Regions from separate parts of the Mus musculus genome. Here region 2 is linked to region 1. The links are chromatin contacts, found by Hi-C in ENCODE. All regions are on one chromosome and are shown on one strand. The core of a region is the stretch at or near the end of the contact, and the rest is flanking DNA. Distances in the headings are between cores, read along the strand shown.

What was found. A loop is a pair of places that touch in the nucleus more often than their neighbours do.
Region 2: a map of heart shows a loop between it and region 1 (2.5-fold over the local background). The contact joins the promoter of Ywhah here to the enhancer-like site in region 1. A Hi-C loop is called at or near these places in 2 of 37 maps with a recorded cell type or tissue (T-helper 1 cell and heart).

Annotation. Positions count from the first base shown.
Region 1 is chr5:32,711,497-32,717,715 of GRCm38, forward strand. No RefSeq gene overlaps it. Among named protein-coding and RNA genes, the nearest start is that of Gm52771, 19 kb to the right of the region's middle. Within about 2 kb of position 1,820, at least 1 of the 3 ENCODE cell types and tissues checked has a DNase peak (open chromatin) inside an H3K27ac peak, as active enhancers do; it is heart, where a contact is called at or near this core.
Region 2 is chr5:33,015,529-33,021,204 of GRCm38, forward strand. Ywhah (tyrosine 3-monooxygenase/tryptophan 5-monooxygenase activation protein, eta polypeptide) reads left to right here and starts at 3,288. Exons shown (of 2, transcript NM_011738.2): 1 at 3,288-3,626. The coding sequence starts at 3,540.

The DNA of each region.
Region 1 (6,219 bases), core at 570-3,069:
ACTTGGGCATAGAACCTTCACGGGACCTAGGGCCTTTCCTCCCACTGATGACTGCCACACACTCTGGCTGAGGCCTGGAAGCCACTCACGAGGCAGAAAGTTTCACGGAAACTCACTCCTGGAATCTGGCATTCTCTCTAACCTATACATTAATATTCCATTCCCGAGTCAGTCTAGTGTATGGATCCACATGCTCTCTTTTAGAATTATCCTATTATAAATGCCTTTTAAGATTTAATTCTGACATAGCCAAAGCCTTCGCCAGTGTTCCAATATCCTAGAAAGTCCTTGAGCAGACCAAGGGCTTGGAATCCAGGAAGAATGTTGCCTATTCAGTGACATTCAGAATAGCCTCTGGTATCACTTTGAATAAAAGCTAGGTCACTGCCCTACATAGGAATTTACCATCATCTAGGAAGAAATTTCAGACCTAAGGAGAAACCAGAGTAGATACTTAGAACTATAGATAGCTGAGTTACACCCATACACATGTATTTACAATGGCCTAAGGGAAAGGTGGACTATACAATAGACTAAAATAGGAACTATGGAAAGGGCACGAAGCCCTTGACCCTAGCTTCTAAGATTAAGTGAATCTTAGGTGGAGCTCCTTTTGATCCCAGTTGTTAACAATGAATTCTATCCCAGGTGGTTCCTGTTAGACCTTCTGTGTTTGTATTCCTCTGTTTTATGTAAGAATCCAGTAACCTCTTTGTACCTTGCGAGTGTGTCACCCAACTTCCTTATTGTCTTCTGTATAAAAAGTTTGATGCTCGATTTGACACATTACATTCAGATTCTACAGAACCTCTCCTGTGTGCATCTATCTGTCAATTCATGCACCCTTTACCCACCTGCAACTAGAGACCCATTCCACGCAGACAAAGGGATCCAGAGGGTCTGCGGCAGATGACTGCCTAGACCATCCTGTGCTACATATACTGCTAGAACCACAAGTTCCACCATGTGTTTTCATTGATTGGTGGTTTAGATCCAAGGAGCTCTGGGGGTACTGGTTAATTCATATTGATGTTCCTCCTATGGGGCTGCAAACCCCTTCAGCTCCTTGGATACTTTCTCTAGCTCCTTCTTGGTTGGAACAAAAGACATCAGGATGGGGGTGAATATTATAGCTTAGTGGTAAAGTGCTTACCTAACATGGACACATCCCTGAGTCAGCACATCTCATAATCCAGCCCAGGGCACTTGTAGACATCACAGCAGTTCTGTGAGCAATTCACATCTCTTCCCTCACATATGGCTCAGATCTGAAGCCAGATTTCTAATCCCAATGTCTGCACTTTGGATCCTTTTTTGAGAACTCTGGAGTAGACACTAGCAAAAGAAATGCCAGAAGAGTCTTCCTAAGCAGTAGGTTGCACTAAATTAAGGCATCTTCTCTCTGGAACCATGGCTCTACAGAGAAGTGAGAAGTCTGTCCTTGCAGATGATGGGTGTCAGTGAACGTTGGGATGTGCCTAAGGCAGTGGAGTGGATATCAAAACTAGCTAAATTCAAGCCATTGTGGTTCACAGGCCATGCAACTATTTCTGAGGTAATAAAGCTGCTGCTTCTGCTATCTCAGTCATTTACTATTTATTTGATGTTCTTGAGAGGTCAGAACAATTCCTAAAATTCTCAAAAATTCTCATGGCACAAGTCCCTCATACAAATAAAAGCTGATGTTTGCATGAGTATCTGAGTGTCACACTGAGTATCACACACACAGCACAAATGAACCCATGTGCAGCAGCATCACATAAAGAGCCACACCTGTACCCATGTGCTACAGCAACACATACCAGGCACACCTGAACACATGTACAGCATCATCTAACACCTGGATCACATGTAAAGTGGCATCACACACCAGGCAAACTCCAGGACACATGAACAGCAGCATCACACACCAGGCCCACATGTCCACATGTGCAGCAGCATCACATACCAGGCCCACATGTCCACATGTGCAGCAGCATCACATACCAGGCCCACATGTCCACATGTGCAGCAGAATCACACTCCCGGCACACATGTAAAGTGGCAACACACACTAGGCATACATTTACAGGTTAATAACACACCAGGCACACATGTACACAAGTACAGCAGCATCACACAACAGGCACACATGTAAACATGTGCAACAGCATGACACATCAGGCACACATATTTACATGTGCAGCAGCATCACATACGAGGGACCCATGTTCACATGTACATTGGCATCACACAACAGGCACACATGTACACATGTACACATGTACAGCTGCAGCACACGTCAACAGGCGAGGAGTGGTGACGGGTCGCCCAAGGCTCTTCGGTCAGGACCTGACCCGGTGACGTCACTGGAGTCGCCGGGGGTAACGGTAGTCGCTGCGGGGAAACCGGAGATCAGGTCGCGCTGCTCAGAGGTGGCGACGCGGAGAGGACCAGGAAAACTGGGTTCGGCAAGGAGAGGAACTACGCATGCGGCATGCCCTGTTTGTTTCCGGGCAGCGAACTCAAAACCGGAAATCCTCGTCGTCGCTGACGCTCCGAGTTCTTCCCTAGAAGAACTCACTTCCTGTTGGGAACGGAGGAACTTCCTGTCTGGCGCAGGAAGTTAGTGTTTAAGCATGCTGGGAGTTGTAGTCATTTCCTGCCTCGGGTGTTACTTCCTGTTTGCTACAGGAAGTGACATCACAAAAGCACCGAGGCAAGGTGGGAGTTGTAGGTCCCACCTGTGTAGCTCCAGATACAATCTCCCGGTAACCTACTGTTTTAAAACGCGACCCCGTCACCGGGTCGAAGCCGCTCGACTGCCCGCCCTTCCCTCAGGCTGGCCGGTTGACCGCAGGCAAATCCATATCCTTTGACACCGACCGGAGCGGAGCGTTGGAGTGACAACTTGTCGCCACCGGGTGGCGCGCGAGAGAAACCGTCTCGGGGTTCAACCCAGAGACACCCAGTCTCAGAAAAAAAAAAAATTCAATAAAGAAATAATTCTGAATAAATAAATAAATAAATAAATAAATCTAAACCTTTAAAAATTTAAAAATAAAAAATAGGAGGAGTTGAAGATTTAGCTCAGTGGTAGAGTGCTTGCCTAGCAAGTGCAAGGCCCTGGGTTCGGTCCTCAGCTCTGGGGGGGGGGGGGGGAGACAAAAAAATAGGAAAAAATACCAGCTGAGTCTCGAAAAAAAAAACCAAGACTAAATTAATTAAAGAAATGACTAATGGCTGGGCGTGGTGGCGCACGCCTTTAATCCCAGCGCTCGGGAGGCAGAGGCAGGTGGATTTCTGAGTTCGAGGCCAGCCTGGTCTACAGAGTGAGTTCCAGGACAGCCAGGGCAATACAGAGAAACCCTGTCTCGAAAAAAAGCAAAAAGAAAGAAAGAAAGAAGAAAGAAAGAAAGAAAGAAAGAAAGAAAGAAAGAAAGAAAGAAAGAAAGAAAGAAAGAAAGAAAGAAAAAAGAGAGAGAGAGAGAAAGAGAAAGAAAGAAAGAAAGGAAAGAAAGAAAGGAAAGAAAGAAAGAAAGAGAAAGAAAGAAAGAAAGGAAAGAAAGAAAGGAAAGAAAGAAAGGAAAGAAAGAAAGGAAAGAAAGGAAAGAAAGGAAGAAAGGAAAGAAAGAAAGAAAGGAAAGAAAGGAAAGAAAGAAAGGAAAGAAAGGAAGAAAGAAAGGAAAGAAAGGAAGAAAGGAAGAAAGAAAGAAAGGAAGAAAGAAAGAAAGAAAGGAAAGAAAGAAAGAGAAAGGAAGAAAGAGAAAGGAAGGAAAGAAAGGAAGAAAGGAAAGAAAGAAAGAAAGGAAAGAAAGGAAAGAAAGGAAGAAAGAAAGAAAGGAAAGAAAGGAAGAAAGAAAGAAAGAAAGGAAAGAAAGAGAAAGAAAGAAAGAGAAAGGAAGAAAGAGAAAGGACGAAAGAAAGAAAGAAAGAAAGAAAGAAAGAAAGAAAGAAAGAAAGAAAGAAAGAAAGAAAAGAAATGACTAGATAAATGAATTTTAAAAATTTAAACATTTGAAGATCTCCGAGTTCAAGGTCATGGGATTAGAGGTGTGGTGGCGCCACATGGTTATATGGCGCATGTGGTTATGGTTGGGGTTAGTTTTAGGATTAGAGGGTGGTTTGAGTTTAGGGGTTAGTGGTTAGGGTTACAGTTTTATGGTTAGTGTTTGGGTTAGGGTTAGGCTTATAGGGTTAAGATTAGAGGGTTAGAGTTAAGGGTTAGGGTTGCTAGGCTTGGGATTAGGGCTAGAGAGGCTAGAGTGAGGGTGAATGTGAGGGTTAGGGTTCAGCGTTTGGGTTCAAGGTTAGTGTTCACTTCTAGGGTTAGGGTTAGGGTTAAATTTAGGATGTTAGGGATAGGTTTGTTAGGGTTATGGGGGTTAAGGTTAGGGTGAGTGTGAATGTGAAGGTGACAGTTCAGGGTTAGGATTCAGGGCTAGGGTTTCATTTCAGGGTTAGGGTTAGGGTTAGTCTGTGAATTAGGTTTAGGAGTTAGGGGGTAGGGGTTAATGGTTAGGGTTAGGGGTTCCATTTAGGGGTTAGGGCTAGTGTTAGAGTTGTTAAGGTTAGGGTTGTTAGATTTAAAGTCAGAGTGGTTAGAGTTTGGATGAGGGTGTTGGTGAAGGTGAAGGTTCAGGGTTAGGATTCAGGGTTAGGTTTTGGTTTCAGGGTTAGAGCTATGGGTTAGTTTTAGGGGTTAGTGTTTGGGTTTGCCTTATTTTAGGGGTTAGGTGATACGGGTTAGGGGTTAGGGTTAAGGTTATGGTTATGTGTAGGGTGGTTAGGGTTTTATGTTTAGGGTTACGATTAGGGTTCAGGGTTCCTGGTTTGGGTTCCGTTTATGGGGAGCTATGGTTTTGGGAGTTAAGGAATAAGGCTTATGGGTTATATAGGGCATAGGATATGAAACTAGCTTTAGGGGGGGTTATTTGGGGGGTTTGGATTAGAGTTAGAGGGTTATGGTTATGGGTTAGGATTAGTTTTTAGGGATTAGGGTTAGGGTTAGGGACAGTGTTAGGGTTGTTAAGGTTAGGGTCATGGTTAATGGGGTTATGGTGAGGATGAATGTCAGGCTGAGGGTTCAGGGTTAGGGTTATGTGTTAGTGGTTAGTGTTTTGTTTAGGGTGTTAGGTTTCATAGATTAGGGTTAGTCTGTTAGGTTTAGGAATATAGCGTCAAGGTTAGGGGTTTTGGGATAGGTTTAGTGGTTAGGGTTAGGGCTAGAGGGTCAGGGTTAGGTGTGAGGTGTTAGGGTTAGGTTTAGGGGGTCAGGAGTTTGGGGTTAGTTTATGGGTTAATGGTTAGGGGTTATGGTTAGGGGGTTGGTGTCAGGTGGTTAGGGTTAGGGTGTTAGGGTTAAGAAGTTAGGGGGCTAGGGTTTGGGTAAGTGTTAGAGGGTTAGCGTTTTAGGCTTAAGAGTTTGGGGTTAGGATTAGGGTTTGGGAGTTAGGGTTAGAGTATTAGGGTCAGGGTGTTAGGGTTAAGGAGTTAGGGGGTAGGGTTTGGGTTAGTGTTTGGTGGTTAGTGTTAGAGGATTAGTGTTTTAGGCTTAAGAGTTTAGGGGGTTAGGATTAGGGTTTGGGGGTTAGGGTTTGGTTAGGGTTAGGGTTAGGGTTTTATGGTTAGGGTTTAGTGTTGCATTCTGGTTTGGGTTCAGTTTCTGGAGTTTGAGGGTTTGGGTTCTTAAGGCGTTAGGCTGTAATGATTAATGGTTATGTTAAGGGGGTTAAATTCGGGGATCTAGCGTTAGGGGTTAGGGTGCTAGGGCGTTAGGGTTAAGGGGTTAGGGTGTTAGGGTTAGGGCTTGGTTGTTATGGTTAAGTGGTTAGTGGGTTAGTGTTAGGGTTTATGGGTTAGTGTTATAGTGTTAGGGTTATGGGTTACGTTAGGGTTACTTGTTAGGGTTAGCAGTTAAGGTTAGGGTTGGAGTTAGGGTTAGGATTAGAGTTCTGTTTAGGGTTAGGTTTTAGTGGTTAGGGTTAGGAATTAGGTTTAGGGTTAGGGACTAGGGTTCAGGTTAGTGTTAGATTTAGGGTTTCAGGGTTAGTGTTAGGGGGTTAGTATTGAGGAGTTAGGGGTAGGGGCAGGGTGTTAGGGGTTAGGGTTTGGGTTATCTCTTCACAGCCGTGGGATAGAGTGGGAGTTTGGAGCTAGGTGCAGACTCTGCCTAAGCTGTCTGTCTCTCAGGCCGCCCTTCATAGCTCCCCTCTGGCACTCCGCTGCTAGTCACTCCTA
Region 2 (5,676 bases), core at 2,038-4,537, 310 kb after region 1:
AGGAGAACTTGTCTACAAAAAATAAAATTAAAAAAAGGGGTGGGGGGAGGAAGCAGTACTGAAGAAACAGAAAGGCTCGGAGGCAGAGATAAGGACATCTTAGTGGGTAGAAATTTGTGGGCAGAGTCTGGGAACATGGTGTGCCCAAGATGTCCAGGGAGTGAGTAATGAGTTTTAAAAGTGGCTTCAGGCTCATGTTGTAAAGAGCTAGGTGGAAACTCTGATATCGTTTAGTAGGGAAGGATCCTTCCATAAGCCCTGCGCTGCAGAGCAACCTCCCACCCCACCCTGGGGCTCTGCCTTCCCCAGTGGCCTTGGCCCTCACAGATTGCTTTGTTTCCTGAGTCAGGGCCAGTCCACCACAACCGTCTGGAAGAAGCCGGGAGGCTGTAGCAATCTGTTTGCCTCCTACTAACATCCTGGGAAGGAAAAGATGGTTTTTTAGCACAGTTGCCTGGCAGAGAACCTTGGCAAAGACTAGTGACCCTCTCCTTTACTTCCCATTTAAGGAACCATTTAAGGAGCACTTGACAGTTACAATCTCAGCCCAGTACTCAGAAGACCCTCAGAAGGTCACGGGCAGTGGTGCAGACAGTGGTGAAGACACATCTGGGACCAAGTGTCTGTACTGTGCTGCAGTTGGCAAGCCGAGCACTTGCCTGGCCTCCTTCCCCCTTACCTTTAGAATGGGAAGAGTGCTGGCCTCACCTTAGCTAAATGGTAGTGTACTGGCAAGCTGCCGCCTCATGACTGCTAGGAAATGAGGATTTGTTTCCTTGTTTCATCGATAAGGTCTCAGTCATTGATTGATTGATTGATTGTCAGGGTCTCCCTTATGTAGCTCTGGCTGTCTTGAAACTCACTCTGTAGATCAGTCTCTGCTTGAACTCAGAGACCCACCTGCCTTTTCCTCAAGAGCCCAGAGATTAAAAGTGTGTGCCACCATGACCAGCTTTATTTACTTATTTGGAGTGCTAGGAATTAAGCCGAGAGTCTTGCATGTGCTTTGCAGGTGTCCTACCATTAAATTGCATTGTCAGGCCAACACCTATCTTTAGGAGCAGGCCTGGCTTTACCTCTTGCCATGCTGTTAGATTTTCCAAAGCCCCCAGACTTTCAGAGCTAGAAAGTTGAGGTCAGGACCTCAGGGCCATACCCACCCGCCCTGGCACTCCATCTTTACAGAAGGCTAACTGTCCACCAATGAGACTGTGATGGGTGCTCACAAAGCCCGAGGAATCCGCTTGCCTCTACCTCCCCAGCACTGGGACTCAAGCATGTTTCACCACACCTGACTGGCTTCTTACCACTCCAGGCTTGTGCAGAGGGCACTTTCCCTCCCCGGAGCTCTGCCTCCAGCACTGAGCACCGGCTACATGCTCAATACTGCAGTAACCCCAGCAAAGGTGCAACTGGCTCATGCCAGGCTCAAAAACTGAGGTTTGCTGGAACTCGGGGCACGTGCCCGCAACCTGGGAACTCCAGGGGGGATGGTAGGAGAATCACAAGTTTGAGGCCAGCCTGGACTACATGTGAGACTGTTTCAATGTAACAACAACAAACTTTCAAATAAATAAGGACCTGGCAGCCATGAGCTGGGATTTGAGTGGTTAGAAGGTCCCCATCTGTTAAGTTTCACCATATTTGAAGAGCCACCTCTACTAACACAAATCCTGGTTAACAAACCAGGCTAATATTTCCCCTAACAAGTATCTTAAGTGTGTGACTGTGTGACAGTGACAGGTGATATGGGGGTGGCGCATGCATATATATATATATATATATATATATATATATATATATATATACACACACACACACACACACACACACATATATATATCATAGCTGGGTGTGGTGGCGCACACCTTTAATCCCAGCACTCGGGAGGCAGAGGCAGGCGGATTTCTGAGTTCGAGGCCAGCCTGGTCTACAGAGTGAGTTCCAGGACAGCCAGGGCTACACAGAGAAACCCTGTCTCAAAAAACAAAACCAACAAAAACAAAAACAAAAACATGGCTCCTGAGCAGTCTTCAACATGAGCACACACACACACACTCCTCAGTGAACCTAAGGCCCCTTCTTCTGTGCTACAGTGGGCTAGATTTTTCTTATGTGTGTGCATGGCTTCTCTTTGTGTAACAGCCGTGTGTGTGTGTGTGTGTGTGTGTGTGTGTGTGTTTCAGACAGGATTTCTCTGTGTATCCCTGACTGGCCTAGAACTCAGAGATATGCCTGCCTGTTCCTTTGTTTCCTGGCTACTAGGATTAAAGACATGTTCCACCATGCCAGACTGTTTTGTTTTAATTGCACTTTTTCTAGCTTGAGGTCCAACCCAGGGACCTTTAGCACAGAACGACAGGAGCGGTGAAGGCTTAGTGTCCAGTCCATCGCCACAGAAATCCAAGAAGACACTGAAATTAGATTTTGGCCCCTCCACAAATAGGATATGTCACCTTGCCTTGAATTTTTGTTCCTTCTTCCACTGAGCATCAGGCCCTCCAGGCCAACACTGCACCTCTGACCTATAATCACTAATTCCCTAAAAAGATTTGAACCAGGCTAAGTCGACCCTGATAGTTGCCAACTTTTGGTTTTCCTAGGTTTACCAGGGTTGTAGATTGCACTTCTGCTTTGAAGAATGGGGGACCTGCTGAGCCTTTCCCGGAGTGGTTGTATGAAATAGGTTAGTGCTAGTCAAGGCCCAACAGTAAGTCAGGTCCCCGTAGGTATGTCCTGAACGCTACTCCGCTCTGCCAAGTTCCCTATCCCTTCCTGTGCAAGCCAGAGCTGGCCCAAGGTCAGTTTTAAGGATGGCACTACCCTGCAGTATTGTGGATTCTAGTGTGTCTGTGAGGGGCTGTCCCAAAGGGCAGGACCCACCCCACGCCGCTGACAGAGCTGACCGCTTGCTGGAGGTGGCAACACCCAACAAAGCCGCCCCTCGGTCCGGGGCGCCTCGGCTTTTCCATACAGGGTTATCTGCGGGTATCTGCTTCTCAAGCCCGAGCTCTATCATGGGTTCTGTAGCGTTTTCCTGGCCAGGGCTGCGACAACGCCTGCCTGCGGAACCACCATCGCCGCGCCCCAGCCGCTCCCCACCCTCCAACGCTGCGGCGGTAAACTGCAGTACTCCTAAGGCGCCTGCGCAGCTCTCCAGCGCGGCCCTCGCCGCGGCTATTTATAGTAGGTGACGTCACCTTAAAAAGACCGTTAGGGCTGGGCCGCCCCGCCCCCTCCCGTAGCTCGGCGGGCTGATCCGAGTGCGCAGGCGTGGTCGCGTCCTCCCCGCCCGCCCGCCCGCCCGCGGCGCCCCCTATCCTCTCTCGGCGGCTCCGCGGCGCTCGCCACAGCGCGTGCAGCCAGCCAGCGAGAAGGCGCGAGCGGCGGCGCAGCCTGCAGCCTCCCGCCAGCCGGCGAGCCAGTGCGCGTGCGCGGTAGCGGCCTCGGCGGCGACCGGGAAGCGGACGGGCGGGCGAGCGAGCGAGCGAGTGAGCAGGCGGTGTGGGCGTGCGAGGCGAGGCCGAGTCGCGAGCGACATGGGGGATCGAGAGCAGCTGCTGCAGCGGGCGCGACTGGCGGAGCAGGCGGAGCGCTACGACGATATGGCCTCCGCCATGAAGGCGGTGAGCGCGCTGGGGAGCCGGGCGGCCGGGGGCTGCGGGGCGGGGCGGCCCGAGCCTGGGCGGCGGCTCTCTCCCTACGCGCCGCCACCTTTTGGGCGCGGCGGCCGCTGGACTCTCCGTTTCCTGCGGCCTGGCCGGGGCGGGGTCTCCCCGGGAGGCCTCTCGGTGGCTGGCGGGCGGGGGTCGCCGTGTCCTAGCGCAGAGCCCCGGTGGGGGAGGGGGTGCCCGAGGAAAGGAGGAAGTCGCGTTCCTGCTTCTAGACCCTTCTGCCGGACCTGGGCGAAAGGCGCTTTCCTTCCACCATTCACCCACTTGTAATAAAGGCTCATCCGCGAGTGGAGACCCATCTCCTGGTTTTCTCTACTACGACCGGTTTGGTTTGCTTGTCTGAAGTTGTTTTTTTCCCCCACTTTCCACACCTCGGGTCTGGCTTTGTGTGGGAAGACCCCTTTCCAGCAGTCCTGGGCGTGAAGGAGGGTGTGGGTCCCTGCATACATCCCAACGGTCCATGCTGCGTGCCTTCCTGGAGATGAAATGAAAACGAAGCAACCCTGGGGGCCTTTGCATTCCTGAGACCCTCAGAGATGGATTCTGGAGCTTGATTTCCGGTAAAGGAGACCTGCCCAGCCACACCCTAGTCAATAGCTTAGCCTAGAGCCTACCTGCCTACCCAAGACTTTGGAGTTCTGTTACCACATCACTATAGACAACTCTTCACATCATCCTGGGTTTTTTCTAAAAGAATATTTCTTGTCAAGGTCACACAGTGGCAGAATTACAACTGTGGCCACCTAGCTCTTAAGACTAGGGAGAAAATTTCCTTGGATTCCACCTTAGACTTCTAAATACATAAACATTTTTGAGGGTGAGACCCAGAAATCTGCATTTTAGCAGCCCTTGGGCAGTTTTTAGCTGACCTAAGTATTAACTGCCCTGAATTGTAGCTCATATGACCTATGGCTAGTCTTTGAAAGGCTTTCTTAAACCCACATACTCCATACACATTTAATTTGGAAATTGTATTTTGATACTACATGAAATAGAAAATTGAGGCCAACATTTAGGATTTTCTCAGGTAAGAACAATAATCAAGTTAGCTTTCCTCCAGGGTCCTTGTACACATTCAGCAGGATGTCTCTGGAATCCAGCAACATCACAGGCAGGCCATTTGTTGATTCCTTGGTGATACTGATTTCAGCATTATGGTATGCTTTTCTGGTTAGAAGCATTCATTTATACCAGGGAACATTCTAGGTTTGGGGTATGAATTTTTCTGAAGAAATTGTGGATTCTTTGAGAAAATGAATTTAAAATAACAGTTTTGCAAAATTTTTTGGAAACAAGACTGATATTACTAAAGTGTACCCTGAAAGCCACCTCTATCCACACACCAAGTCACTACTAAATGTCTAAATGTTTCTGGTATTGTGCAAGTTGAGGCCTCTCCCTGAACAGCTGGCTTAGGGGGCCTTTGCTCCATATGTGAGTGGGCTTGGAGGTTTGGGCAGTTTAGGGAGGACCTCTGAAAATGAAGAGGATACACAGTAAAGGGGAAATGGCCATCAGATGTCTGGAGCTATCAACTATCCTGAGGTGGGAAGAAAGGAAAGACTAGAGAGAGATTATAAGAAAAAAACAATTTTAGCAGGAAAAAAAAGAAAAGGTTTCTGGTGTGTTTCTAAATGGCCTTGAAGAGTGTTCTGCAATTTCCTGCTTGTATCCACAGATGTTCTCCGAGGCATTGAGGAAACATTTTGCAAAAGCTAATGGACCTTTGTGTTTGAAATTTATAATCTATGTCTAAAATGATTCATCAGTTGGAAAAGATATCAAACATTGAGAATTTAATATTTGTACCATCAAATTTATGGTAAAACATTCCCTCAAATAAACTGTTAAAAACGAGGAGTATTTTCTATCAGAATTCATGTTTGTCCCACCTGTATTAATGGGATGTACTTTTATCTCATTTGCCTGTTGGTATAGTTTGTAGATGAAATTCTTTTTTTTTTTTTTTTTTTTTTTTTTTGGTTTTTCGTGACAGGGTTTC